Regions from separate parts of the Mus musculus genome. Here all the other regions are linked to region 1. A link is a loop called in an ENCODE intact Hi-C map of the cell type or tissue named here. Cell type or tissue: heart. All regions are shown on one strand.

Evidence for each region. Hi-C counts contacts between places; a loop is a spot of excess contacts. Peaks named below come from ENCODE experiments on the same cell type or tissue, not always from the same donor. Only the 100,000 strongest peaks of a DNase experiment are listed, where the experiment ranks them.
Region 2: it touches region 1 in a loop (2.3-fold over the local background); 10 of 42 quality-filtered maps call a loop at or near these places.
Region 3: it touches region 1 in a loop (4-fold over the local background); 13 of 42 quality-filtered maps call a loop at or near these places.
Region 4: it touches region 1 in a loop (6-fold over the local background); 41 of 42 quality-filtered maps call a loop at or near these places.
Region 5: a loop joins it to region 1, with 3 times the contacts of the local background. A loop is called at or near these places in 12 of 42 quality-filtered maps.
Region 6: it touches region 1 in a loop (2.2-fold over the local background); 6 of 42 quality-filtered maps call a loop at or near these places.
Region 7: a loop joins it to region 1, with 2.5 times the contacts of the local background. A loop is called at or near these places in 2 of 42 quality-filtered maps.

What each region holds. Positions count from the first base shown.
Region 1 is chr11:76,405,219-76,409,218 of GRCm38, forward strand. It overlaps Timm22 (translocase of inner mitochondrial membrane 22), which reads left to right and starts at 1,925. Exons shown (of 4, transcript NM_019818.5): 1 at 1,925-2,224. The coding sequence starts at 1,987. In heart, a CTCF peak has its summit at 1,566; a DNase peak (open chromatin) is centred at 1,633; H3K4me3 peaks cover 1,657 bases; H3K27ac peaks cover 1,069 bases.
Region 2 is chr11:75,774,454-75,778,453 of GRCm38, forward strand. Doc2b (double C2, beta) reads right to left here. Exons shown (of 9, transcript NM_007873.3): 6 at 2,547-2,704. Among named protein-coding and RNA genes, the nearest start is that of Gm12339, 19 kb to the right of the region's middle. In heart, a CTCF peak has its summit at 1,656 (motif pointing right); no DNase peak of the experiment used is centred here; H3K27me3 peaks cover 465 bases.
Region 3 is chr11:76,083,786-76,087,785 of GRCm38, forward strand. All of the region lies in intron 13 of Vps53 (VPS53 GARP complex subunit), which reads right to left. Among named protein-coding and RNA genes, the nearest start is that of Rflnb, 58 kb to the left of the region's middle. In heart, a CTCF peak has its summit at 2,295 (motif pointing right); no DNase peak of the experiment used is centred here.
Region 4 is chr11:76,251,565-76,255,564 of GRCm38, forward strand. No RefSeq gene overlaps it. Among named protein-coding and RNA genes, the nearest start is that of Mrm3, 9.8 kb to the left of the region's middle. In heart, a CTCF peak has its summit at 1,763 (motif pointing right); DNase peaks (open chromatin) are centred at 1,777 and 2,507.
Region 5 is chr11:76,177,796-76,181,795 of GRCm38, forward strand. Vps53 (VPS53 GARP complex subunit) reads right to left here and starts at 1,843. Exons shown (of 22, transcript NM_026664.4): 1 at 1,618-1,843. The coding sequence starts at 1,704. It also overlaps a transcript of Tlcd3a not described here. In heart, no CTCF peak of the experiment used is centred here; DNase peaks (open chromatin) are centred at 1,126 and 1,856; H3K4me3 peaks cover 2,134 bases; H3K27ac peaks cover 1,702 bases.
Region 6 is chr11:75,767,742-75,771,741 of GRCm38, forward strand. Doc2b (double C2, beta) reads right to left here. Exons shown (of 9, transcript NM_007873.3): 9 at 529-4,000. Among named protein-coding and RNA genes, the nearest start is that of Gm12339, 26 kb to the right of the region's middle. In heart, no CTCF peak of the experiment used is centred here; a DNase peak (open chromatin) is centred at 1,720; H3K4me3 peaks cover 612 bases; H3K27ac peaks cover 254 bases; H3K27me3 peaks cover 899 bases.
Region 7 is chr11:75,997,603-76,001,602 of GRCm38, forward strand. It overlaps 1700016K19Rik (RIKEN cDNA 1700016K19 gene), which reads left to right and starts at 2,310. Exons shown (of 2, transcript NM_198637.2): 1 at 2,310-2,664. The coding sequence starts at 2,460. In heart, a CTCF peak has its summit at 2,316; a DNase peak (open chromatin) is centred at 2,369; H3K4me3 peaks cover 830 bases; H3K27ac peaks cover 200 bases; H3K27me3 peaks cover 1,611 bases.

The DNA of each region.
Region 1 (4,000 bases):
AACCTCTGAGAATGATTGAGGGGGCTCAGTGGTTAAGAGCACTGATTGCTCTTCTAGAGGAACTGAGTGCAGTTTCCAGTACTCCCATCACGTGACTCACAACCACTCGTAACTCCAGTTCTAGTGGACCATTCCTCTCGCCTCTATGGGCACTTTTATACGTGCAGTATACAGGTTGGCCTTAAAAGTCAAAGACTTGCTTGCCTTTGCCTTCCCAGTGTGGGACACTCCCCCCCCAAGCAATAATGATTCTGACATAACACTTCTGAGACTAAATAAGAATATGGAAAGCAAATCATGAAGATGGGGGATGGCCCAGGCAGAGCTGAGCTTGCAGTGAATGAAGCACGGGTGTCTTCCTGGCAATTCACAGAGTTAGCATTTGTGTCCTGGCACAGCAAAGGATCTGAAACATCAGATGCATTTCCTGTGGGTGCTTAGAGATGTTTCTGTGGATGATCTGAAGAGACGGGCAGGAGGCAAGAGATTAGTTAACAGTCTAATGACTGGGCAGTGATGGGAGGTAACAAAACTTCCTTGGCAGTGAGCATGAAAGCAAAGGGATGGACTCAAAAGACAGGTGTGTATAAGCAAGAAGAGAGTGATTCACCCAGCCAGGAAACAGGAAGTGCAGGTGTGTGTGTGTGTGTGTGTGTGTGTGTGTGTGTGTGTGTGTGTGTGTGTGAAAGAAGTTCTAACTTCACCTGTAGCTCCTAGTTACTCTCTGCTGTTGGAGGACATTAATCAAAGCCCCTTAATTGCAAAGTCATCTGTCCAGGATCTGGAGAAATGGATCAGGAGTTGAGAGGGCTGGCTGTTTTCCAGAGTTCCTGGGTTCAATTCTCAGCACCTATATGATGGCTCACAGCCATCTGTTAACTCCAGTCCCAGGAGATCTAATGCCATTTGCTGGCCTCCCAGGTACTACGTGTACTCGGTCCACAGACATACATTCAGGTAAAGACTCGTTTGAATTAATTTAAAATAAATAAAATCTAAAAATAAAGTCACTTGTCCAGTACCCACTGTGTACAACAAACCGGTCAGCTAAGCAGTATCTGTTGGCACATACCTTCTACCAGCCATAGGGCTGTGACGTTTTTCCATTGTTAACCATAGTTGTATGCAACTAGTATGTATATAATACTCTATACTCAGCTTGCTCGCTCTCTCTCTCTCTCTCTCTCTCTCTCTCTCTCTCTCTCTCTTTTCTTAAGCATAGTTTCTCTGCGTAGCCATGGCTGCCCTGGAACTCACTCTATAGACCAGGCTGGCTTCAAACTCAAAGATCTGCCTGCCTCTGCCTAACTGATTTAACTGATTTAAGGCTTGCTAGACCACCACTCAGTTCATTTGTTGGCCTCCTTCTTTATTCCTTAAAGGCTTAATAACTATGTAATAAAATACATTTAGAACATATGTATGCCATGTTTCAACACTTACTTACAAAGCGCGTACATTCGATCTCAGAATACCAACCAGCCTGTGGTTCTAGTGAATCAGGTAGCTGCATCACTGCTGCATGGCTTAGAAACAAAGCAGACACGCGCGTCCCCTGCTGCAAGCTCAACGAACTGCAGCCTAACAGGAGCCCGACCGCTCTTCAGCGGCTTCTCAAGAGTTTTCAAAGGAAGTAGCATGTCCAGTGAGCACGCACGGCTTTCTGGGAAGTGTAGTCAGATGTTCGAGTTAGAACTACAAATCCCGGCACGCACCGCAATGGGGCCCCTAGTTGAGGGGTGTTCTTGAGATATTGAGTCTTGTCTGATTGCTTTTAGCAATGTCTTACAAACTTGGCAGCTGTTTAAAGAGGCGTTGAGGAAGCACGATAGCTCCCTCGACGCTGATGCATAGGCAGACTTTGCTTCTACACCTTCTTCAGTGTGGCGAATCTGCCGTTGTCGTCACTCTGGCTGGACGCCTAGGTAAGCGTGTGGAATCGGCTGTGGGAAATACGAAGTGAAAGGTACTAGAGCCCCTACGGTCATGGCGGCTACCGCCCCCAAGGCCGGGGGTTCAGCTCCTGAGGCAGCGGGTTCTGCCGAAGCTCCGTTGCAGTACAGCCTTCTTCTTCAGTACCTGGTGGGCGACAAGCGTCAGCCCCGGCTTCTGGAGCCTGGCAGCCTGGGCGGGATCCCGAGTCCTGCCAAGAGCGAGGAGCAGAAGATGATCGAGAGGGCAATGGAAAGTTGCGCCTTCAAGGCTGTGCTGGCCTGTGTAGGAGGTGAGACGAGGCTCGAGGGGCCCTTGGGATGCTGAGGGCTTGAAGAGCCTTAGGATTCCTTATCAAGACAACGCGTTTAGGAGGCAAGGAACCTGTAGGTGTCGACCTTGATTGCACCCGGACTTGCTCCTTGAACCCGGAGATGTCTCTCTTGACCCTGGGGTTAACAGTCAGGGTATGCAGGATCCTAAGTAGTTGCTTTCTGTCGTTCGTTTGTTTGTCATTTCATTCATTCATTCAACATGTTGTTACTATGTAACTGTCATGAGCGGACAGGAGCCCTGAAGGTCTAATATTAGGACCCAGAGAGAATGCTGTAGACACATAGGGAGTTGCAAAATTGTCCTTAAGGCAGAAGTTTGGAGCTTGGAAATTATTGCTGGGTGGTGGCGGCCCAGGCCACGGGGGTGGGGGTGGGGTGGGGGGAGGGGCTGAGACAGACAGGCAGACAGACAGAGCTACATAGAGACACCCTGTCTCAAAATAAAACAAAAAACAATGAAGACCAGTATGATTAGACAGACGGGGTGGGGCTGGGATAGACATTAACAACCCCCAACACACACACACACACACACACACATTCACATTTTGAGGATTTGAGAATGTACAGCATATTTAAAACAGACGGGGTGGGGCTGGGATAGACATTAACAACCCCCAACACACACACACACACACACACACACACACACACACACATTCACGTTTTGAGGATTTGAGAATGTACAGCATATTTAAAACGTGCAGGTGAAAAGGTTAGGTATATTTGTAGATGAATTCAAATTTCATTACAAATGAAAAACATTAGCCGGGCAGTGGTGGCACACGCCTTTAATCCCAGCACTTGGGAGGCAGAGGCAGGTGGATTTCTGAGTTCAAGGCCAGCCTGGTCTACAGAGTGAGTTCTAGGACAGCCAGGGCTACACAGAGAAACCCTGTCTGGAAAAACAAACAAACAAACAAACAAAGCAGGGAGGAAGAGGCAGTCAGATCTCAGAGTTCCAGGTCAGCCTAGTTTATATAGTGAATTCCAGGACAGCCCGGGCTCCATAATAGAGACACTAACTCAAAAAATCAAAATAAACAAGCAAGCCAAAAAAACCCCAAACAACCAAACAAAACAAAGTTTCAAAAAATGTAGTAGAAAGAGAGTTTGGGAGCTAGAGTGATTGGAAAGCAAGAAATTCTGGGAGAGGAGGTATCTGGCTTCCCTGAGCTGGTCTTGAGGTGATCATCCTAAGAAGGCATCATGTAGAAAAGGCTGGGGAGCAAGCTCAGTTGGTAAAGTGCTTGTCATGCAACCATGAAGGGCTAAGTTCAGTTCTCAGCATCTCTCCAAAAAAGCCAGGTTTGGCTGGGTGAGGTGACCGGGACCTCTAAGCCCAGCACTGAAGAGGAAGAGGCAGGGGAATGAATCTCTGAGTTTGAGGCCTGCCTAGGCGGTCTGCATATTGAGTTCCAGGACAGCCAGGGCTGTTACACAGAGAGACCCTGTCTTGAAAAACAAAAACAAAAACAAACAACAACAAAAAGAAATTGGTGTATAGTTCCTGAGGAATGACATCCCAGGATTGACCTCTGGCCTACACCCACATACACACAAAGAATTGTCCAAGGCTCAGCCAAGTCATTTGTCCACAGCAACATAAGACTCCACACTTAAGAGTCACGTGACTTTGAAGGCAGTTACTTAACCTCTCCAAGGTTTGGTTTAGAGAGGCCAGCTAGTTGGCACTTGAACACACCTTTAATCCCAGCACTTGGAAGGCAGAG
Region 2 (4,000 bases), 630 kb before region 1:
CCCAGCATGTTGCTGTGGGCTTCACACACTCACGGCTGAAGCCCGCCCATGGGAGTTCATGAGTTCAACGCCCTCCAAGTGCACGTGGTGGAAGGAGAGAAAGGACTCCTACGAGTTGTCCTCTGACCTCCACAAGCACACACTCTTCAGTCTCCTAGGTGGTTAGGATGACCCTGACTCCTGATCCTCCTGCCTCTACTTTCTAAGTGCTAGGATTACAGACATGACCATCCAGTTTCAAGTTGCCGGTCTGTTATATGAATGATCCTGGTTTGTTAAAACAAACATTAGGAAGGCTGTGTGAGCAAACGGTGATGACAAAGGGTATGTAATGAAGATGTGTATGACACTTGTGGGGTTGTTTTGTATTTGTGACACAGTCCCCCTAGTTCTCAGTGTGTAGTCCAGACTGGCCTTGTACACTCCATCCTTCCGACTCTACCTCTTAAGTGATCATGTGCGCATTGCTGAGCCTGGCTTACACAATACTGGTTAATGGCCAATCTGCACCATCATCCAAAATTGTAACAGTCTGTGTGCTCTTCAACTGGTAAACTGATTAGCAATTCATGTTTTCTGCACATACCGAAAGCTATGCAGCCAATCAAAGATGGCATCCCCAGTGTATATACTGTGTGGGTGAACCTTAGTCAAATCATTCATTGCAGGAGAGAAGCTCAACTAAGCAGCATCCAGAAGATGCTTGATGTGAAATCTGGAAAAGGCGATGCTACTGGGATAGACAACAGGCCAGAGGATGCCTGGAGCTAAGGGAATTCTGGGTAAGAGCAAAACATCTGGCTTTTTGTATCCGCTGGTCCTAGACCCTTAGATTCAACCAGGCGAGGGCTGGATTTGGTGGCGCATACCTGCAATTCCAGTTCTTGGAAGGTTGAGGCAGGAAGATTACAAGTTTATGGATTGCCTGGGGTACACAGTGAGATCCTGCCTCAGCCCCTGTCCCTGCAAAGTAGGAGGAAACTTCACTTGTACTGAGCCTCTGACGCCTTTCTCCATCTTTACTCAGAGGACAGATAGCATGTTGACATATTCCCCGTGGAAGGGAGGAGCCCCAAGCTGCGAAAGCATCCTGCTAGCACTCCAGCCAGTTTGCTTGTGCACATCAGCACCAAGGGAGACCCTAGGTTCTGGGTCACCCCTCCATGACCTGGAGTTGGAGTTCACCCAGCAGATTGGCACTGAACATGATTTCAAATGTTGGTTCCACATCTCAATTCTGTCTGAAGAGAAATGCAGTGTGACTGGTGGAGGTGACACACCTGGTGACCCTCCAACGCTGCTGCTCTTTGCCTCCCTGTCTCCACTCAGGAGTGTTCTGCATGACCCTTGGTGCCTATGGATGATGGTGCAGCTATAGATGCTATAGATGCCCAAGTTCTTACATAAATGAGCTGGCATCTGCACAGAACCCTCCACGGCCTGCTAAGTTCCCTCTAGACCCTGTATGATAACTCAGCCACTGCAAATGCTGTACACATGACCGTTACTCTGTAGCTTAGGGACTAATGGCAAGGAAGAGTCTGCACATGCTCAGAAGAAAGCTTTTTTTCTTTTAGATTTTTAAGTTCTTATTTCATGTGCATGTGTGAGCACCTGCATGTATCTATGTGCACCCTGTATACACCTGGTCCCCTCTGAGACCAGAAGGTGGCACCAGAGCCTCTGGGAACTGAAGTTACAGGTAGCTGTGAGTCAAGCTGAATTCTTCCCAAGGCTCTTCTCAGGAGATGATCCCTGTGAACTCAGATGGCATTTACACTATTGTGAATTGTGCCAAGCACTAAGGGTAGGCTATGTGGCACTTGCTCCCTTCTTCTCTAAAAGGCCACCTCCTTCTACCTAGCCCCTGGATCTCTAAGAGCAGCCTAACCCGGTCCAGATCTACTCTTGTGGGGCCCAGGCCACTGGTACCACCCCTAGCCAGTGTCTATTTGTAGCTTTTCTATCAGTGGTAGGGAGAGGAGACACGGGGCCTGGGCACACAGGAAGACTTGGCAAAGGTCTCCTGCCAGTTCCCCAAGCCTCCAGGCTCCCGGCACTGGGCCTGCCTCTTCCTAGAACTTGCTTGAGCTACTAGTGACCTTGTATCACTGGACCCAGGTTTGATCTCCAGCGCTGGAGGCCCATGTGTGGCAGTTCACATCATCAGCTGCAGAGATCGCATTTGAGGCGGAGGCAGTAGCATCTGAAGATCATGTAACTTGAATTTGGCTTCGCAGTAAATTCAAGGGCAGCCTGGAATACATGTGGCCATGTCCCCTATGTCCAAAAAGAGATAACTATTCCCTCTCCCACTGGGCGACCCTTCTGCAGACTTCAGTTCCCCCATCTATGAAATGAGACGGCTTTGCTTAACCCCAGAATCACAAAAGGAACCCAGAAGAAAACACCCTGGTGGACAAAGCTGGTTGCTCTGAGGAAACCCCCTTAGTGCCTCTCATGCTGGGCTCTGGCTCCAGCCATATAGGACTCTGGTTCTCCCAGGTGAGCAGGGGAGTCAAGCGCAGGCCTGGTCGCACACTCACGTTTTCACATAGGGGTCCGAGTAGCCATTAGCATCCATGGCAGCCAGGTGTGCACAGCGCACGATGCCCACCAGCAGGCCCTGCTTCTGTGAGCTGTACTTGAGGGAGATGAGGATGCGGCCTCGCTCTTCCAGAGACTTGTCCTCTGCCTTGTCCACCTGCAGGAGAGGGTGGTCACTCTGCTGTTCTTGTCTGCTTCCACCTTCCTAGCTAAGCAGACAGTGAGGCTGCCCCTAGTCTCCTCCCCTCACGTCCACCTGAGCATCCCTCCTCGGGGTTCTGCTAGACCCCTCTTTGACAGCCTGAGCCTTTGCTTGCAACTGTGCTCTGCTTGGGACTGACCTGAGTCCCCATGTGGTCATGTCCAAAAACCTTCCTGGAGATGGGAGTCCTGAGAGGTGAGGAAGGGATGCCTGTTACCCACAGGCCTTTCTCCAAGGTTCATGCGCAGAGTAGACATGGCTAATTGATCCCAGCACTCACCCTGAATTCAAATACAACCTTGGCATCCTTCTAAACCCAATACTCAGTCAGTCATGATCAGTGGTACAGGTGTGGGGTTCTAGGCTCTGCATGTAGTGTATACGAGCAGAGATTTTCACAGGCAGACAGAGGACACTACCATACTCTGGACTGTTTCACGTGACAGCCATTAAGCCATGTATTTACTTAGAACAAGTAAATATAATAGAGTATAAAATCTAAAACACAAAACTATGCCCTTACAACCAGAGTGGTCACCCCAAATGCCACCCCTGTGGTCCCTGTGTGCTCACAAACTGGCCAATGAGCAAGGAGCAAATTCAAGGGAGGCTCGGCAATGGCCAGAGATGCCTCTGGAATACTCAGCCCATACTCATGCATGCTTATCCACATACATGTACACACATGTATACACAGTGCACATGTGCACATATACTCCATGAGCATTCATGCATCCACAGGCACAGAGTTTTGTTTAATCTGAGGTCAGAACTTGGATATGGGAGCTGGAAGTGCCCTCCTGAAAGGTGTACACCATTTGGAAAATTTGGGTCACCTCAAGTGACATGGAAAGTTCTACCCATCACGCATGCACCCGAGTGGAGAGAATGTGACATGAGAATACAGTCTGAGAAATCCACGCACAAAGGCACTGTCTCAGCTGCTGGCTGGATTCTAAGGGCTGGACTTGGGTCCAGCTTTTGGAGCAGCCATGTTCCAGGGTCTAGTCCTGCCGGGCCTGGCACACAGGGATTAAATGCTGGGATTCCTCTGTTTGGCTTAGGCTTTGAGTAAACAGACATGTCCTGACATTAGGAGATAAAGGGCTTAGCCTGTCTTTAGCCTTGAGCACTGGGGCTCCTTAGACCCTCTGCCCTATAAACCAGAGGAAGGAGAGATGAAGTGAGAAGGCAGACAGGAAAGTGATTGGAAAGGAACAGGCACCAAGGCTCTGGGAGGGCTCAGCTGCT
Region 3 (4,000 bases), 320 kb before region 1:
CTAGCAGGGCTTTAACTACTGTCCTCTGTACAGCTGTGTTGTGAGGACAATGGGAGGCCCCTCTTGACATGTGGTATCTTTTTAGCTTGCTGGCTAAGGCTATAAGAATCCAGCTGTGTTTTAAAAATATATTTATACAATAAGGAGAAAAAGGCAAGAACCACACACAGCATCGATTAGCAGGAATAGGAAACAATTGACATTTTACTCCAGTGCTTTTGTTACTCGGTTTATGACATCCAGATGTGGCTGCTTAACAGAGCTAGGTCTCTGCCTGTGGAGACAGGCCTCTTTGGATGACCTTTGCAAGTGCCTTGGCCACCACCCCCACTCTGCACAAACTCTTCTTGCCCTACTTTCCCATGGATCCTCACAGCTCTTATGCGGAGAAGGCACCCAGGCCAGTCACCTCTGTGGCCCCACTGCTGGGCCTTCACTTGTCACCTCCTGGCCAAAGCACCTTCCATCTAGCTCTCTAGGCCATGACCCCATTGCACACTCAAACCAACACCTGCTCCCTCAGCTGGAACTGCCATCACCTGCCACTCACTACCACATGATTTGGTTTTGGTTTGTTCATCTGTTTTGAGACTGGCTTTGAACTTATGACTCTCCTCTTGTATTAGCCTCCTGAGTGCTGGGGTATAGTATGTGCTATACACCTGGTTCTTACTATTTTTTTTTTCCAGGCAGGGTTTTACTATGTTGCCCAAACTGGCCTGAAACTTGTGATATCCTGCCTCAGTTTCTCCACTGCTGGAATTACATGCATGTACCACAGCACCTGGTTTTAGCACTTGAGTAAATATTTTTCTGTACTGTGTAACAGGTCAAGCTTTCCCTATCCTGGTGCACAGTGGGTGATGTGAATCAACAGGGCCCATTCCCTGATTTATGCTGTAATTCCACAGTACTGGGAACAGCACTCCAGCAAGTATCTGCCATAGACACAGCTGATTTACAGTGTTAAGGTCTCTGTGTGCACTAGTGGGTCTCCCCTGGGGTGGCGGTATTTGTTCATGCTCCCTCAGCCCACTGCCCTGGCTAGTGTGTCAGGCTATCCTTTACGTTAGTACCCAAAGTATGTTTAGATGACCATCTTCCACATTTTGTTCCTAAGGATGGGAATAAAGTGCAGAAGTAGAGGGGGATAGGGGCCGGCACAGTGAAGAATGAGGAGGAGGAAGAGGAAGAAGAGAAGGAAGAAGAGGAAGAGGAAGAAGAGGAGAAGGAGTAGGAGAGGAGAAATGCAAGGCAGAGAATGCACTGGAGTCTGCTGAGGGTTTCATCTCCACACAGATGACACTCTGCAGTGACTTTATCTATCCACCTATCTCTTCCTACCACCCCAACTGTCTTTACCCACTTCCTATTTCAGAGCCCACCTGATCATAAAGCATGGAGCACTGTTTACCAAAAACACCCTCTAGAGATCTATATTTTTGTGCAATGTCCACCAAGTTACTTTTGGCATTGTTCTCTATTGCAGATGAGAAAGAAGCCTAGTGAGGAAGCTTGCCTGTGCCCTCTTGCACCCTGCACCAGCATGCATCCAGATGCCCCAGTGGAACCTCTGAGGTTCATTGCTTATGAAGTACTGGGCCAGTCCGACTAAGTATCAAGCACTCACTTCCTGTACGCAAGGCTTGAGGGCTGTAAGGTAAGATTGAAATACATTTAACTTAAAGAAGGTTATCACTGACAGCAGACGTTTGACAAGATCTTCGTGTAGGATTAATGGAGAAAGGGCTGCGTGGCCCAACAATCTGCAGCCTGGAACACAGGGAGTCTTTTCCACCTGAGAGCAAGTGTGAGCAAGTAAGGGTTTACAAATGCTCAAGTCCTGGGCAAGGGCTGTGGGCTACTGAGAATCCCTGCAGCCTTAGAATAGTCACAGTTCAAGGGAGTGACAAAATGCTGTTTGCGGAATGGGCTGCAGAGAAAGCCTGCTGCAGAATCAGGGAGAGAACAAAAGGATGTAGCTAGAAGTGAGAGGTAGAGCCAGTAGGAGCAGGAGATGCTTAGCTGCATAATGAGGTGAAGCAAGTCTGCTACATGAGATCCTATCTCAGAAGCCAAAACCAAAGAGGGATCAGGTGTGAAGGAGAGAGTGTGGCTGTGGCTGAGATGCAAAGTGAAAGCCCCTGGCCTTGAGTGAGGCAGTGAGACCCTTTTGATTCCCACTGCTATCCCTTCAGACCTTTACCTTTTTTGAGATTTTATTTATTTTATGTGAATGAATGTTTGCCTGCATATTTGCCTATGCAATATGTACGCGCAGTACCCAAGAAAGCCAGCAGAGGGTGGTGTATCCCCTGGGATTGGAGTTGCAGACTGTTGTGAGGCCCCATGCGGGTGCTGGACATTAAACCCAGATTCTCTGGGAGTAGTCAGTGCTCTTGACTGCTGAGCCATTTCTCCAGCTCCTCATATTTTTAATATCATACAACACATTCTTTTTTCCCTGTTTTCTTTTTGGTCTTTCTCTCCCATTAGCTTATAGATGTGTTATAAAATATGATGTCATTTATTCCTCCCAATAGCTATAAAGGGGAAGAAACCAAGGTTGGCAACTTGAAGTACCTTTGCGCAAGGTCACAGAGTCACTGGCACTGACCTCAGGTCTCTAGAGTACTAAGCAGATACATGCCACACTGCTGTTCCTGACTCCCCCGCTGAGAGAAACCTCATGGACATGTGGTTTCCTTCTCTCTCTTCTCTGCAGCTTGAGCTTTGTGCCCAAGAACTGTGTAAGCATTTGCAGGTTTCACATAACATACTGTTAGGAGTTCTGCTGATTAAGTTAAAGATGAATGTGGAGTAAAGAGTATTACAGGGAACGATGAACAAAGGAGAAGAAGCAATCGTCTCATTGCAGACTGGGCTCAGCATGATACGTGTGGATGGATCTGAAGTCAGCATTCAGAAATAATAAGTAGACTGGAAAGCAATGTAGCAGCGGCACTGGGAGGAGGTGGCCCAAGAGTCCCACACAGATTCAGCATGCATGCACTCAGAGCTGCACCCACTAACGTGCACCCTTCTCACTTCTCTTGGGCTGGAGGTATGGACTTGCCTCTGGGGTGGGCCTAGGAAGAGACTGGGGGATGGGCTACATATGGACAAATGGAGGAAGCAAGTAAATGTATCGAGAGTGCGAGGAGCCGTGCATCTTGCTATTGTGTTATAGAGGCAGTAATCAGCTTGGGAACTCCTGTGGTGCTAGGTTAGACTAGAGGTCTTGACATGAACCCACAGGCTTTAAGGTCCAGGTAGTATGAAGACAGCCTGTGTGTGGATGCATCTACACTCATGTGGGCACACGTTTCTCAGCTCTCTCAGCTGAGTGCCCAGGAACAATGGCACTCAGCACACTCAGCACTCTCACACCAGAGCCTGGTATCTGAGGTCACTCGCTACAGAGGAAATGGGGAGCCTGGAAGCAAGCATGACCCTAGGGCTGGACATAATGCACAAGATAAGCCTGGTGTGCCAGAAAGAAAGGAGAGTGCTCAGGAAATGATAGGGGCATGGAAAAAGGATGAAGAGCCAGCTCAAGAGGTCCTCCTGGACACATCACAGGTAGCCTGAACACTAAAATGATCAGTTCTAGAGAGAAAAGGGCAATAGTGGGACAACTGAGGCCGGTAGCAGCACCGTGCTGACTTTCATGTCCAGCTTTGTTGTTTGGGCTTCACAACAGGGTTTTGCTCTGTAGCCCAGACCGACCTGGAATTTAAGGCTCTCCTGCCTCAGCAACTGAGCATTAGATCACAAGCACCTCCCACTGCACACACATCATGTGCGAGTTTTGATAACTTTCCTAAAGGTATACATTGATTCTAATATAAAGTAAATTGAATACTTAAGGGTATTCTCTAGCCTCCACACACATGTGCACTCACACTCTTACCATGAACACACATACACACACACACACACACAAATTTCAAGCCATCTTCAGCTATGTAACAAGTTTTAGGACAGCCTGCCATACATG
Region 4 (4,000 bases), 150 kb before region 1:
GCTGCCGAAATGGCCCAGCATCTAACTGATATTTCAGAGATCCCAGTTGAATTCCCAGGGCTCATGTTTGGTGGATCATGTTGGGTGGCTACCTTTAATTTCATCTCCAAGTGATCTGCTCCTTCTGGCCTCAGATATGTATACTCAGATGTGCATAAACAGACACATTCATATACATGTAATTAAAAATAAAAAAATGTACATTTCATTTTTAGATCAGGAAGCATCACTGGGTGTTGTGAGCCGAGGACCTTACAAGGTCAGGGTGCGGAGGCTCTAATCATACTGCCTCAGCACTGAGCTCTCAGATCCCCAGGGATAGGCTGGATCCTTAAACCCCAAAATACAGTGAGGTCAGAGAAGACCAAAGCAGGTAGTTGCACCTGCTGAGTAACCATGGGAAGGAGTGGGGGTGCTGGAGTTTGGAATCCGTTCTAAACACTACTTCTGCAACCACAAACAATTGGTTTAGAGTTGAGGTTCCAAGCAAGTATTTGTGCTACATCTTCAAGCCCAGCAGCTCCAATGACTAGGTTCCTGTCGGACTCCTTTGCTGCTTATTCTAGGAAGGCTGAACAAGTTGCTGCACGTACAACAGAAACCATAGAGCCAACCCTTCCCTTTCCATTCCTTCAGCTCTAGTAAAACTCTTGGGAGAATCAACTGGGCAAGCTGCCCATGTACCAGGTGGCAGATGCCAGGGCTTTGGGGTGCTTTAGGAGAGATTACTGGTAGTGTTTGGTTTTGTTGGCTGTGTCCTCCCAGGAAGAACACTGCCTGCCCTCCCAGGGTACTGCACAAACGTTTGATGTGGGTGGGTAGTCCATGGGTTCCTGAGATTCTCAGTCTCTAGTCAGCTTTTAAAAACCAGGAAAGGCCAAAGCCTTTTCTCCGAGGGCGGAGGGATATGTGTGTGAGAGTCTGCGACAGACAGAGATGGGGTTTCTTTCTCTATGTAGTCCAGGCTGTCTTAGAACTCACAGAGCTCTGCCTGCTTCTACTGGGATTAAAGGCATGTGCTGAGCCCAAAGTTTTTTTACTGTGGCCCACAAAGGCTGGAACACAATGTGAGCTGAGGGGGACTGTAATGACTATCACAGCAGGCTGGGTTTTAAAGGCAGCAGGGAAGAATTCACACCACTCTGCTGAGCCTGCTGGCATTTAGTCTCCCCTTCAACACCTCAGAGAGTGCTAAAGAAACAGAAGGCACCAAAAGGAAGCAAGCAAGCACACCTCTGCCAGCCACTCTCCTGTACTTAGTCTCCTGCATTGTGTGCAACTTGAGGCCATTCTGCTATCCTAGGTGCAAGACGGATAAGAAGTGTATTTGTCAAATGCTTTCTGGCCAGTGTTAGAACTTAGCCTGGGGGCTGGGGTACACACATTGTCCTTTTAAGTGACTGACTACAGGGGAGTGCTTGTGGCTATGTTCTTGCTGAGCAAACATGAAAAAAATCACGGGCTGGAGAGATAAGAGCACTGGCAGCTTGCTCTTCCATAGGTCCTGAGTTCAATTTCCAGCAACCACATGGTGGCTCACAACCATCTGTAATGAGATCTGATGCCCTCAACAATGTATTCATAAAAGAAGTTGGAAAATCGCTATCATGAATTTTCACCTTTGAGAACAATGAATGTCACCATTTCCCCAGGAAACAGGAATAAAATGGAGCAGTCAGAGTTATGGAAACTGGAAGGGAAACTGAAAAACTGGCCTAGGCTCCTGCTTGGCTTTGCAGGGAGGCCCCCTGTAGTAGTAGCTTTGGCCACAAGGTGGCAGGCCTCACCTCAGAAATGGTTACACAGGCTAGAGAGTTGGGACTTGCCCTGGGCTTAAGTTGTTCAAATGGAGTCCTAGCTCCCCCTGCCAAAGAGTACTGCAAACTTGGATTATATCTCAGCTCAGTGGAGATCAGAATCTGAAATTCAAGAGAATATAGACATTAACACAGTTTCTATGTCTAGCCTCTGGGAGATGTCCCATGTGTTCCTGTCACAGGAAGCTTACATGCATAGCCTTGCCCAGTGCGTTTGGTCCTTTACCTCAGCCAGTTGCTAAGTGGTGAGAATCCTGGTCACTTAGACACATGGGGCAAAATACTACTTGACATCTTGCTCCAAGGGCTCACAGCAACTTCTGATGACTGTCACCCGTGCTGAAGTGCATCAGGGCCACACAAAGTCCCAGCAGCCCAGCCTGCCAGGATTCTCTGACCATGGGTTGTACTTTAGGCCCTGGGGCTCCTACCTCCACCCAGCTGCCTCCCCAGCCGCTCAGTGACGTTCTTGCCATTTGGGCTCATCTTGTTTTACTTTCAAGAAGTATGTTGCTTTTAACTACAACAGTCTTTTCCCTTTCACTCCAGGAGGGAGTGAATACACAAACAAAATAAACTAGGAGCCAAATTAACTGATGAACTGTTTCTAAACAGAGCAGAGTCTCATCTGAGCAGCTGGGGCTACAGCTGCCAGCCCAGTCTCACTGGAGTCCCAGGAGGCACGCCCGCTCAGTGCTCAGTGGCCCAGTGTTCTGGGATTGGCCCTGCACTTCTCCCCTCTGTATAGCGATTCCCAGCTGTGTCATCTACTCAGGAAACCTCAGACTTGGGGTGCCCCATCACCAGTGCTGCTGCTTCATGAGTGGGAACAAAAGGTGGGAGGAGGAAGCAAGAGCTGCAGCAGGGTTACTCGCCCTCCTTGCCGCTCATGGGGATGAGGGCGAGGCACACCCCAGAGTAGCTGGTGAAGACTATATTCTTAGCTCTAGTCCTTACGATTGCTATTTGAGGTCTGAGCATCCAAAGTCCAGCCCTGAGGCCACTGAAGCCTACTCAGGGCAGTATGATGGCTTTTCAGAGTTGTAACTTTAAAAGGAAATCTCAGCTGTTCTTGAGGAGTTACATGCACTTGGCCTAATACAGTCCCGGCCTGGGAAGCAGCCCAGAACACTACAGGCGTGACCCACGTAGCAGTGGTTAGTTTTAATTGTCAGCTTCACGCCCTCTAGGATCACCTGGGAAAGGAATCTCAACAAAGGACTGCCTAGGTAAGTTGGCCTCTGGGGCAGTCTGTGAGGAATGAATGATCTTGATTACTTTGTTAAGGTGTGAAGAGCTGCCCACTGTGGGTGGCGGCATAGGATCCTGTGTTGTAGGAGTGACTTCTGGCTCTGATGGACCCTGGAACTGAATTGTAAAAGAAACTTTCCAGTAAGCTGTTTGGTCACAGTGTTTTATCACAGCAACAGGAATGAAACGAAGACCTTCATCTTTCCTCCGTAAAGTATGTGGAGAACACCCTATGTTCTGATTCCCCTGCAGCAGAGTTCCCAGCACAAAGCAGAACTACTATATAAGTCCATATACAGCCTTTGTTCCTGGAAGGTTTACCACGTATGCTCACAGGCCCTTGCCTTAATAATGAAGTCATGGGCTGGAGAGATGGCCCAGCGGTTGAGAGCACTAACTGTTCTTCCAGTTCAATTCCCAGAAACCACATAGTAGTTTACAACCATCTGTAATGGGATCCCATGTCCTCTTCTGGTGTGTCTGAAGAGAGTGACAGTGTACTCACATACATAAAGAAAGAAAGAATAATATAATCACAGTGAACGGTGGTCCCCTAGAAAGTCCCCTAAGCAGCCTGCTTGGAGGCATTGTCAATAAGGGATATAGATGAGGTAACCCCTTTAGTATAACCATTGTGGGAGAAACTTTGTAAGATCTTGGTGGGCTCAGGACTGGCTGCACAAGACAGTGGGAAGGGAGAAGGGTGCTCTTGAACCTCTGCAGCCCCTGGGTACTGCCACCCTGGCTTTTGTACCTCATTGGTGTTGTGGTGCTACAAGGCAGGCACAGGTCTGCCCAGGCTGACAGAAGAAATGTCTCTGTGTACAGAATGTGAGCACCTCAGCATGTGGCACTGGATGCTAGCCCAGGCCACTCCCTATGTGTCGACTCTGTGCAGCATTTTGACACACGTGTCCTCACTTGCCCGTGTT
Region 5 (4,000 bases), 230 kb before region 1:
GGCTCAGTGGGTAAGAGCACCCGACTGCTCTTCCGAAGGTCCGAAGTTCAAATCCCAGCAACCACATGGTGGCTCACAACCATCTGTAACATGATCTGACGCCCTCTTCTGGAGTGTCTGAAGACAGCTACAGTGTACTTACATATAATAAATAAATCTTTAAAAAAAAAAAAAAAAGAATATCCCTAAGAGTCTTCTCTTCCCAACAAGAAGTTTTTTGTTGACTAAAGTCTCCTGTCAACTATATTAAGATGTATGGTCATAATATTAGAAGTAACTGTGTAGGTTTTTGTAAGGTTTTGTTGATAGAGGGAGAAAGATCTTCCTTAAGGGAACTGACATGGGGTTATAGTGTAAGAAGAAGCACATTAGGAGCTATGGATATTGCTTTGTGGTAAGACACTTATCTCATGTGCCAAGGATTTGTTCAACCTCCAATACTAATAAAAAAGAAAGGAAAGAAAGAGTGTGTCTCATTTAATGGCTATTGGGAAGGTAGCCCAAGTAAAATAATTCTACTACTAATAATTAGCATATATGGACCATTAATACTTTATTTTTTTGTTTTTCAAGACAGGTTTCTCTGTGTATCCCTGGCTGTCCTGGAACTCACTTTGTAGACCAGAGGTTGGGGAGACGTGTGCATGTGTATGTGTGTTTTGTCCAGGAGTAGTTTTCTCCCTCTATTTTGAGGATCCTGGGGAAGAGACTCAGGTCAGCAGGCTTGGTGGCACAGTGCCTTTACCCACTGAACTATCTCACTAGCCCTCAGTCTTTTAGTTATGGTACAGATTTGTCTTAGTTTGCTTTACATTGCTGTGATAACACAGCATGACCAAAAACAACTTGTAAAGTAAATAATTTATTTGGATTACAGGTTATAGTATGTCGTCATCAGGTGAAGCCAAGCCAGGAAATGGAGCAGAAATCACGAAGGAATGTTACTTACTGGCTTGCTTTCCATGGCTTGCTCAGCTTGCTTTTCTATACAATCCAGAACCTGCTGCCCAGGGGTGGTACCTCCCACAGTGGGCTGGGCCATTCTACAGCATCAACCAAGAAAATGCCCCCACAGATTGCCCGTGGGCCAATCTGATGGAAGCAATTCTCAACTGAGGCTTCCTTTTCCCAGATGACTCCAGCGAGTGTCAAGTGCGCGCGCACGCGCACACCAGCACAAGGGTCATTTTCCAGTATGCCGCCCCACAACCCTATTCTGTCATTCGTTTCCGCAATGGAAGTATCCCACTGCCAATTCCAAACCACTCCAAGAGTTTAACCAGAGAAATGGAAGAAGCCGCACTAGCTGGAAAATGAATAGAGTCTTAAAATCAACCATAATCCGAATTCTCTAGTCACGGGGCTCCCTCTAGGTTTATCCTGTCAAAGAGGACAGCTCGGCCCAAACTCAGCAGGGCGTAACAACCTCGGAAACACAGAGCCTAGAGAAGACGTGTTCGGTCCCCAGGCTGAAAAACCCATCCCCACCTTTACCACCATCCAGACTTCCGCTCAGCATAAGAACCGCCACCTTTCCAGCCTAGCAGGGGAGATTCGACCCTGGCCTAGAGCTGCCCCTTCCACCGCAGCTTCCTCCCGAGGGGGTGGAGCGCTCACCTGCTCGATGGCGAGTTGCACCTCTGGCGTGAGCTGCAGCACAGCCTCCAGCTCCTCCACAAACTCCAGTTCCTCCTCCTCCATCATCCCGCCGCTCAGCCCCCGACGCCCTCTCCAATCCTGCTCGCGACCTGTCTGTCACCAGGACCCCAGAAGAGCAAGCCTCCAGGTACGGGGCTCGAGGGAGCCGCTACTTACTCGGCTAGCCTGGCACTTCCGGAGAACTGGGCACTTCCGGGAACCGGGGGACTCTGGGATAGCGGAGGACTGACTTCCGCAGGCATGGCTGTCAAGTCCCTGGAAAATCTCCAGACAACCCTTAACCTCAAGTTCCCTGTTCGCACGCGGCGGGTTCTTAAGATTGAAAGCCCTCTCTTCTTCGCCCAGGGCGCATCCCCCACCAGCGCCGTAGTGTCGCCCGGGCGCCCCAGAGAGCGGTAGCCACGGCAGTGTCCCAATGGATGGGCAATAAGCCCCGCTGGCCATGAAGCCAACGTGCAACCCGCTCGCTGGATCCCCTTGGTCTAGGGCAGTCTGTGTCCCCCTGCCATCGGGAGTGAAATGACCCCAGCTGGTAAGTGGCAGTGTTGCCAAAGACATTTGAGGTTTGGGAGAGCTTCTGCTCCTTAGATAAGGATCTACTGGGCAGAATTGTCTGAAGCCTCCTCGCTAGGGTGGGGAGTAAGGAGAAAAGCGACCCAACGCTGGGAAGTGTTTGGTTTTTGAGACCGAATGTCCGGGCTGTACATCCTTATTTACACCCTTGATAACCTTATGATCTTGAACAAAGTATTCCCATCTGCCCTGCTTACACTACGTTAGATGGGGTGACATTAAATATGGAAGTATTATGCAAACTTAGGCAGGTAGTACAGGAAATGTTAGGGTGTTTAGCCGCGTACATTACAAAAAGAGGAGCCAGATAGCCCTGTGGAACCGCTTTTCCAGCAGGCACTGGAACAATGATGGAATTGCAGCCAAGGGAAGGGTTGCCTTACCAGTTCAACATTGTGAAAACCTCGACAGAGGAGTATCTGGCCCTGCTGAACTTTTTTTTTTTTTTCCGTACATATAGTTTTATAAAAATTGCTTCAGGAATAATATAATTTGCTTTTTTTTTTTTAGTTTTTAAAAAACATTATAGTTTTAGGAATGGAATTTTATTGTTGTTTTAGTTTGCCCCCCAAAAATGTGTGAGTAGTATAAGTTTTAGCAACAGCAACAAAAGAATGCTTTAAAATATAATTGCAGGAGGACTGTGAGAGACATCAAGATGGCTCAGCCAGTAGAGCATTTGCCCTCAAGCCTGATGCTTGAATTCATCCATCGAACCCACATGTTGATAAGAGAGTTCTAACTTCCACAAGTTACCCTCTAACCTCCACACATATATTATTGACTCATAAAAGTATTATTTTGACAATTATTTAATGACATAGCGATATATGCACAGTGTATTTCAGAAAGCAGAATATTTATTTCTGAGAGCAAAATTGGCTGGGTGTGATGGTACAAGCCTATAATCCCAACACTTGGAAGGTGAAGAGTAGGTGGATAAGGAAAATGTACTGTCTCAACCAAAAGCAAATGACAGGGAAATATATTTTTTCTTTATTTTCCCACACATCTACAATCAACATATGGTACTTTTTTTTGTGTTTGTTTGTTTGTTTGTTTGTTTTTCAAGACAGGGTTTCTCTGTGTAGCCTTGGCTGTCCTGGAACTCACTCTGTAGACCAGGCTGGCCTCGAACTCAGAAATCTGCCTGCCTCTGCCTCCCAAGTGCTGGGACTAAAGGCATGCGCCACCACTGCCCAGCTTTTTTTTTTTTTTTTCTCCATATGGTACTTTTATTATCAGAAACCATAGGTGCTGTCTGGATGTGGTGGCACATGCCTATAAATACCAGGATTCTGGGACCTGAAGCAGAAAGATGGAGAGTTTGAGGCTAGCTGGACTATGTAATGAAATTCTGTCTTAAAAATCAAAAAACAAAGGCTGGCAAGATAGCTGAGCCATTAAAGATGCTTGTTGTTCTTCCAGAGGATCCAGGACTTAAGTTCAGTTTCCAGCACCTTCATTGAGCAGCTGGCCACCGTGGAACTCCAGCTCCAAGGCATCAGACATCCCCTCCAGGAACACCCACACACAAGATGCACATATACATAATTTAAAAATAAAGGGGACAGAGAGATGGCTCAGCAGTTAAGAGCACTGGCTGATCTCCCGGACGACCTGGATTCAATTCCCAGCACCCACATGGTGGCTTACATCAGTCTGTAACTCCAGTTCCAAGGGAGCCAGCACCCTTTTATAGCTTCCTTGGACACCAGGCATGCACACGGTCTACACATATACATACAGGCAAAACACCCATACACGA
Region 6 (4,000 bases), 640 kb before region 1:
ACAACAAAAAAAACCCAACCTGTCTAGAGCTTCAGGAAGTACGGATCAAGAGTCGAAGGCCCGCCTGTAACCATGAGGTCATGGAGAAATCTGCTAAAGTCAAGAGGGGGCTTTTCAGAGTTTTAGAGCTGCTAAAAGCAGGAAAGGCTGTGAAGGTGATTAGCCCTTGCAAGGACAGTTGGTACTCCATTGCAAGGAGTCCCTGTCCCCTGAAGTGTGGGCTGATTTAGTAGCATCCCCAGAACATTTGGGTTCAGTAAAAAATAAATTTACATTTGAAATATTTTATGTGCCCTGGTGTTTTGTCAGTACTCGGCTTTCATTCCTTGCCCATCCCACTTAGCCACACTGGGCTCCTTGAGGTTCTTGACCATACCAAGCCTGCCCCTGTTCCAAGAGGCCACATCTGTTCCCTCCACCTAGAACATAACCTCAAGTATTCCATCCCAGTGCCCTCTCTGGCCTCCTCTAACTCATGTCTGTCCGTGGAGAAATCTGCCCCAGGTCAGCACTAATCCTGTACAAGCATTTTAACTCATTATTTTAACATTTTATTGTGTGTATAAGTGAGGGACAGGGAGGGAAATAGAGGGAGGTTGAGATACTGAGCGTGCAAGCTGGTTCAATTGTGTGGAGGTCAGAGGATAACTTTACACCTTAAAGCTTGATACAGGGACGATCTTATTTTTGGGTGTTTATTCTAGGTTAGTTGGCAGGAAGGCTCTGGGCAACTCCCCAATCCCCACTTCCCATATGGTCCCTGGGATTGCTGGGATTATTAATGTCACATCACATCCTGATTTGGGTGTGTGTGGGTGTGTGTTTGAAATGGTTTGCGTAGCCTTGGCTGTTCAACTTGTAGACCAGGCTGGTTTCAAACTCAGATCTGCCTGTCTCTTGAGTGCTGGAACTTATGGCCTTGGCCTCCACCACCTGCATATCCTGAATTTTTTGTTTGTTGGCTGTCCTGGAACTGGGTATGTAGACCAGGCTGGCCTCGGTCTGCCTCTGTCTCCCAAGTGCTGGGATTATAAAGGTGTGGGCCACACCAGAAAGTCTTGCCTTTTTGTCTTCCAGGGATCACGCTTAATCCTGAGGCTTGTGTGGCAGGTGCATCTGATCAGCCTCACATATTCAAACTTCTGAGCCTGTTTTTCCATAAGTAACCTAGGAGCCTGTTTCAAATGGAGAGTTGTAAATGAGAGGCAGGAGGATCATCACAAGTTGGATGCTAGACTGGTTTACAAATGCATTTCAAAAAACAAAAGTAAACGCCACATATAAGCCCCAGTTGTCTTTCGCTTGTTCCCCCCAGATCTTCCAAGGAGTTTCCCAAGCTAGTGCGACCTCAGTACGACGTTCTCATTTACTTTGATTATATATCGTTATAAATATTAACAAATAAGACTTAAAAAGGACACCTTTGGGAAGGTCAGACAAGATTACAAAAATTGTTTCGTGGCGCTGCAGTTTGAGGATGTATTCTGCAGTCGTCACGTGGCAGCAAAACTGTAAGCAGTGCACGAGTCCGTGTCGAGGACAGCCAGAGTCCATGCATCGGGAGATTCACTTGGCTGGAGAAGGACGGAGGGCAGGACGCTTGGCCCGAGCTCGGCGGGCGGGCGGGCGGGCGGGCGGGCCACGGAGGTGCAGTTCCTCATTTTTGCCACTAGAGGTCAGGAGGTCACTGACTCTGGGTTGGAAGACGGGACTGTTCAGGGATTGGCTAACGGTGGTGGAGGGCGGGGCAGAGACCAGGACGCGAGGTGGATGATGGGCATCAAGAGAGGCCCTGGTTACTGACAGTACTTTGGAATGACCTTTGTTTTTGGTATCAAATTTCCTCTTTGCAACGCTGATGAGCCAGAAGGAAGATACTCGTTTGGAATGAAAGACTGAACTGATTCTGAAACTTCTCAAAGGACCTTTTCCCTTTAGTAGAGATGTAATGTACTGGGGATTTAGAAACGTTCCAGGATCCGGGAAAGTTCCATCACTTTTTAGTGGCCATCACTTTTTAGGTGGCTAGAAGCCCTGCTTCCCACCCTGCCTGTCCCTGGGATTGGCAAGGATCATCATTGAGTCCCAAACCCACTTACTGCCTGGTGCAACAGGGATCCAGGTTTCTTGTCCACCTGAGCCACCTGTTCTTTTGATGAGCTTCAGTCACCTCAGGTATAATAAACATTTAGGTATAATAAACATTTCTGTATCGTCGGGGGGTTTCTAAACTCCTCTCTGAACAAAGCACCCCAAAAGGCAAAATCTGAGTTACTCAGAGCTCAACCAGGTGCACTTAAATATCTGCTCCTGTTTCTAGCTGTATGGGGAAAACATCAGGCCGGTCCCCCAAGTTCCTTGACCTCAGGCTGGGGGTGGGACAGCTGAGTTCCAGGGCTTGGCTGTAGCCTTTGGCAAATCCTAAATGGCACAAATGATTTCAAAGCCAGCTAGAGGGTGAGGTGGCTGACAATAACAAGACTTCTCTGTAAGAGACCTCACTAAGCCCCATTAACTCCGGAGAGAGGGACCTGAGAGTCCTTGTCCTCAGATAGTCAAAAGGCTTGGAGTTTTTGCTTCAGCCCTTCACACCGTGGTGGCCCTGGAAGTTTATCAACAACTCTGGAGCCATCTCATTTATAAAATGGGTTGACCATGCCTCCCACCACACAGGATGGTGAAGATTCAATAAGAAGGCGTTTGCCAATTCAGTAACAGGCGACACCTTTTAAAGAGGGAAACCCAGTCTCTTACAAGCAACAGGTGGCTTGGTGCTGTGGAGAGCTAGAGACCTATTTTCCCTGCCAACTAGGGAAGGCTGGTGAGCACTGTGGATTGGAATCATGTTCTGGGACCCCGAGTTCTTATTTCAGCTGTAGGAGGGTTCTAGGCTTAGGGCAGGACCCCAGTGTCTTATCACTCAGTGATGGATTGAGGAAAATGGGGCTCTGAGATGATGGTGGAACTCCTTGGTTCCCTGTTCCCCCTGTGCTCCTGAATCCCAGTTGGCAGGAGGCAGTTGGGAGCTTCAAGACTGACCAGTGTCCTACCCTTTCCTAGAAACTGAGGCCAGAGTTCTCAGCTCCTGAGGGCAGAACCCCCATCCCTCCACCTTCCCCCAAACAAGGCTTTCTATTTTCCACTGCTGGTCCTGACTGTCTTGATAGGGCCAGGATGCCATAGGTAGCCGTGAAGGACCTAACACCAGCTTGAGCTGAGGGGATGAAGAAGGGAGGGACAGGTGGGCAGGAGGGATGCTTGCTTCTTTCCACATTAGTAGGATCCCTTTCTCATTCCCCTGAAGCTGACTGGGAATTTACGCTGAGAACAGGAGCAGTGTGCATTGAGACCCCTTGGGAGCAAGATCAAATGGGAGAGCTTGGGTTTGAACATTGTTTCCCAAGTGCTTGTACACATCCCTAAGCCTAGCTCCTGCCTAAAAGCCCAATGCTGCCCTAGCGCAACCCTAGGCCCCCATGGCTCCCTGTCCCCTGGTACCCTCTTTCAGGCCTCCTCTTTTCTGTATTTGGTTTTCTCCTAGCTTTCAAGCCACAGCTGGGTTTTCAAGACTGTGCTGAGCCCTGACTCTCATGGGATGCCTTCCTTGCCCTCCACCCTTCAGCAGTCAGCAGTACCCACAGCCCCTGCAGACAACTGGCTGGTTCTGGTATGCTGCACCCCTTTGTAGCAATATGTGCACCCAGATGCCCTGCTAGAGTGGGAATCCCCGTCCCAGAGGCTCACGGAGTCTATCTGCCCATCAATGCACAAGCAAGTTGGAAGCTCTGGCTGGCTACATTGTCTGTCCTGGAGTCCTGGGCTCTGCCTGCCCATTGTCCTCCCTGTAGTCTCCAGGCAGCCAGAGTACCCCCATTTCTGGGCTTGCAGCAGGGCTCCACCCCTCACCTCCAATAGGTCCTCACTGTAGATAGCCCTTCCTCTGGATGGAGCTGAGGCTGAGGATTCCCCCAGCTCTGGCCAGCTTGGATGCCCAGGGAGC
Region 7 (4,000 bases), 410 kb before region 1:
CTGACTGCTCTTCCAAAGGTCCTGAGTTCAAATCCCAGCAACCACATGGTGGTTCACAACCACCTGTAATGAGATCTGATGCCCTCTTCTGGTGTGTGTGTGTGTCTGAAGACAGCTACAGTGTACTTGCATATAATAAATAAATAAATAAATAAATATTTTTTAAAAAGAAGAAGAAGAACAACAACAACAAGAAGTTCAGAACCATCCTTGGCTCCATAGAGTTCGAAGCTAGCCTGGGCTACATGGACCCCTGTCTCTAAACAAATACAATACACACATGTACACACATGTACACACACGTACACACACACACAAAACACCACAAAACTCTTACAAATCAACAATGAAAACCATAGAGCTGTGGAGGTAGCTCAGTGGTAGAACACCTGACCAGTGTTAGCATTTATGAGACCCTTGGTTCACTCCCTAGTACAAAACAAACAAACAAAATCAAGCAAGTCAGCGGAAAAAGATGGGTCAGTGGGTAAAGTCTCCTGGAAGGAGAAAACTCACTCCCTTGAATTGTTCTCTGACTCCTGCATATATGCAGTGGCACGTGTATAAGCACATATGTAAACATACAATCAAATTTAAAATTTAAATTTAGCTTTAAATAAAGCAAGCAACCAAGAGAGATAGGCATATGAGCCTGAAGGAAAGTGAGGATAGAAAGCCTGGGGTTTTGCATGTAAGGCAAGCACTCTAACATATGAGCTACATCCCAGACATGACACACGCTATTCATTCCAAGGAAGTCAACTGATCTACCCAGACTGAAGGGGAATAGAATCGACTGTCCCTTTCTGTGGAAAGGGTGAGATTCCTGGAGGGCTTATAGGATTGGAAATATTACAGCAGGCATACTTAGTTTTGGTTGTTGTGGGAGTTTGTCACAGTGTCTAGTAACTGTGACAAACCACTGTAACCTGACTGTTCTCAAAATCAATTTGTAGCCAAGGATGACCTTGAACTCCTGGTCCTTCTGTCTTCACCTCCCAAGTATTGGGATTACCGACAGACATGTGCCACCATGCCCAGTTCATGGGGTGCTGGGTTCAAACCCAGTGCTCGATCTATATATATTAGGCAAGCACTCTGCCACCTAAACTACACTCCTGTCTCTTTGCAGCCATATTTGGAAAATATGACCGGTGGTGCATAAACCTGAAGGGGGGAAAAAAAAAGCAAGCAACAGATCACACAGGTTTAGTCTTTCTTTCTTTTTTTGGTTTTTCGAGATAGGGTTTCTCTGTATATAGCCCTGGCTGTCCTGGAACTCACTTTGTAGACCAGGCTGTCCTCGAACTTAGAAATCCACCTGGCCTCTGCCTCCCAAGTGCTGGGATCAAAGGCATGCGCCACCACGCCCGGCTTAGGTTTGGTCTTTTTAAATCTGTGGTGCTGGCTGAGTGACACATTTTAGTCTCCTACATGCTAAGTGCCCTGCCACTGAGCTGTATCCCCAGCTCATGAGCACGGTCTTGATGAACTGTCATGGGGGTAGAGGTAGAGTGCTCAGAGGTGACTCAGCAGCTCAAGGCACTTGCTGCTCTTGCAGAGGACCCAGTTTGGGTTCCTCACACCACAGCTCACAGCCATCCGTAACTCACGATCCAAAGGATCTGGTGCTCTTCTCACTTCCGAGCCAGCACAGGTGTGGAAAAGATAGGTCAGTGCCGGCCCAAGGACCCACAACTTCTACTTAGCCTTGACCTGTGCATCCTGGCCCACACCAGGGCTCAAGTAGATTGCAACACAAAGGCATACAGTTAGATCAACAGGGGGTGCACATATATACAATCAAGAGAAACATATACAAAATAAATATTAATAAATATTTTTTTTAAAAAATTTTAAGAAAACAATTTTCGTGTGGAGTCAGGCCTGGCGGCTCATACATATAATCCTAGTTACTGGGGAGGCTGAAGCAGGAAAATCGTGAGTTCAAGGTCTGCCTGGGTTACAATGAGCTCCAGACCATCCTAGGCAACTTAAGTGGTGAGTGGGTGATGGGGCGCGAGGTGCAGGGTGTGGAGACAGCCAGACATCAATAGCTCATGCCTGTAATCCCAGCCCTTGGGAGAGTGTACAAATGGATGAGGAATTCAAGACCAGCCAGTTCGAACTACATGAGACCTTGTCTCAAAAAATAAAAATGGTAAATATTTTGATCACGCATTAGTGGATGGGATTTGTCACTGTCAGCTAAGCATTAATAATCTTTATCTCCTGCCTTGTCCTGTGCGCTTCAACTCACCTGGACTCAAACAGATCAAAACACGCATGCGTACATCTAGAGCCTTATGGTGCCCCTTGCGGCAACTTCCTAGTTGTGCGCGTGGCGTGGAGCGGTCGCCATGGAGACGCGTGGTCTGAGCAAGCAGTGAGCGCCTGGAGCCCGCCAGGTGCGGGTCCTCTGCTGTTTCCGGGCACGCAGGTCGGGGACCCGCGGGCGGATGGCCGGCCGTGGTGGGACCGGTGCGGCGGAGTATGGTGAGGAGGGCGAGGAAGAGGAGGAGGAGGAGGCGCGGGAAGGCGGAGCTGAGGGCTCCCCGGGGTCCAAGCTGCCTCCCATCGTGGGCACCGCCTCCGAGCTGGCCAAACGGAAGGTGAAGAAGAAAAAGAAGAAGAAAAAGACTAAAGGATCGGGCAAGGGCGACGGTAAGAGGAACAGCTAGGGAGGTTGCTTCGGCTCTTGGACCTGAGATTCCTCCCATACCCTTCTACCTGGAAGCCACCTCAGGCTTAGAAACCTGACAGGACATTTTAGGGCAGCCCAGAGATGCCCAGATCTACCCATAAAGACCATGTTCTCACCAGCACAGAGAGCCTTTAATTAACACGGATATCTACCAACTAAGTTTCCCAGTGTATCCAAAGAGACCACACCCTCCCCTAAGAACCTCAACATCTAATATCTCTGTGTGGGGTCCCACACAGAGGCCATGCAGACACCCACCCCAAGACCTTCCAGCCCCTCAGAGAGTGAGCTTCTTCTACCCACCTCCTCTCAACTTCCTAGCCCCTCAGCCAAAATATACCCTTACTCACAGACATTTCAAAGTTTGGAGTCACAAAGAGACTAACCCATTTGGACAGATACCAGCTGATATTCGCTCCCACAGGGGAACAGACTTCAGGCTCCCCTCTGGTGCCCTCCTAACTCCTTTACCCTTTAAAGGGCACATGCTTCCAGATGCTGTGTAGGAACCAACTCCATGTAAATGTGTGCAGAATCTTCCCTGCGTGGACTCCGCCAAGAGACAGCTATATATGGCAGAAACTCACACCAACCCCCACCTCAACACCAACACTCTTTATACTGCCTTTTTATAGCAATATGACACTCTCTGACAGACCTAACGTACAGTTTGCTCCATCATGCATATACATGCAGTCTACACATGTGTGAATTTGGTTAGACACTTACATGTGTTGACGCCAACACAGACTGAACACCTACACAGGCACTCACATGCATAGCTACACCCTCTCACCACACACACACAGATCTTCTAGATACTCATATGCGTAGATACACTCCAAACACTAGACCCACACAGGTGTTCTAGGCATGTGCATAGATGCCCTCAAACAGCTCAAATCACACCCACAACATGTCCTCCAGTCTTGCTCACCAAGTCCTTCACTTGCATACACAGACATCAGCACTGTCCAGGAACCCAGAGTCCCTGCCTCTCCCAAAGTTCATTCCCAGAGCCTCCAGATGTCCCAGCAAAGACACTCCGGCCACTCCAAAGAAGAGTGCACTTGTGAAGCAGAATGGCCCTGCTTGTGGGTGATGTAACTCCAGGGCAACCTGTGTGGCTTTGGCCATCAGGAAAGTGGCCCTGACCCCTGATATGGGTGGGCCTGGGCTCAGGTGTGGGGCATTGGCTCTGTGTGCTGAGCAGGCAGTGGAAGGAACAGCAGTTTTCCCACAATCCTGTGGTTTGGGGAAGGGAGCATGGGAGTCTAAGAATTACTTCTTCAGGCT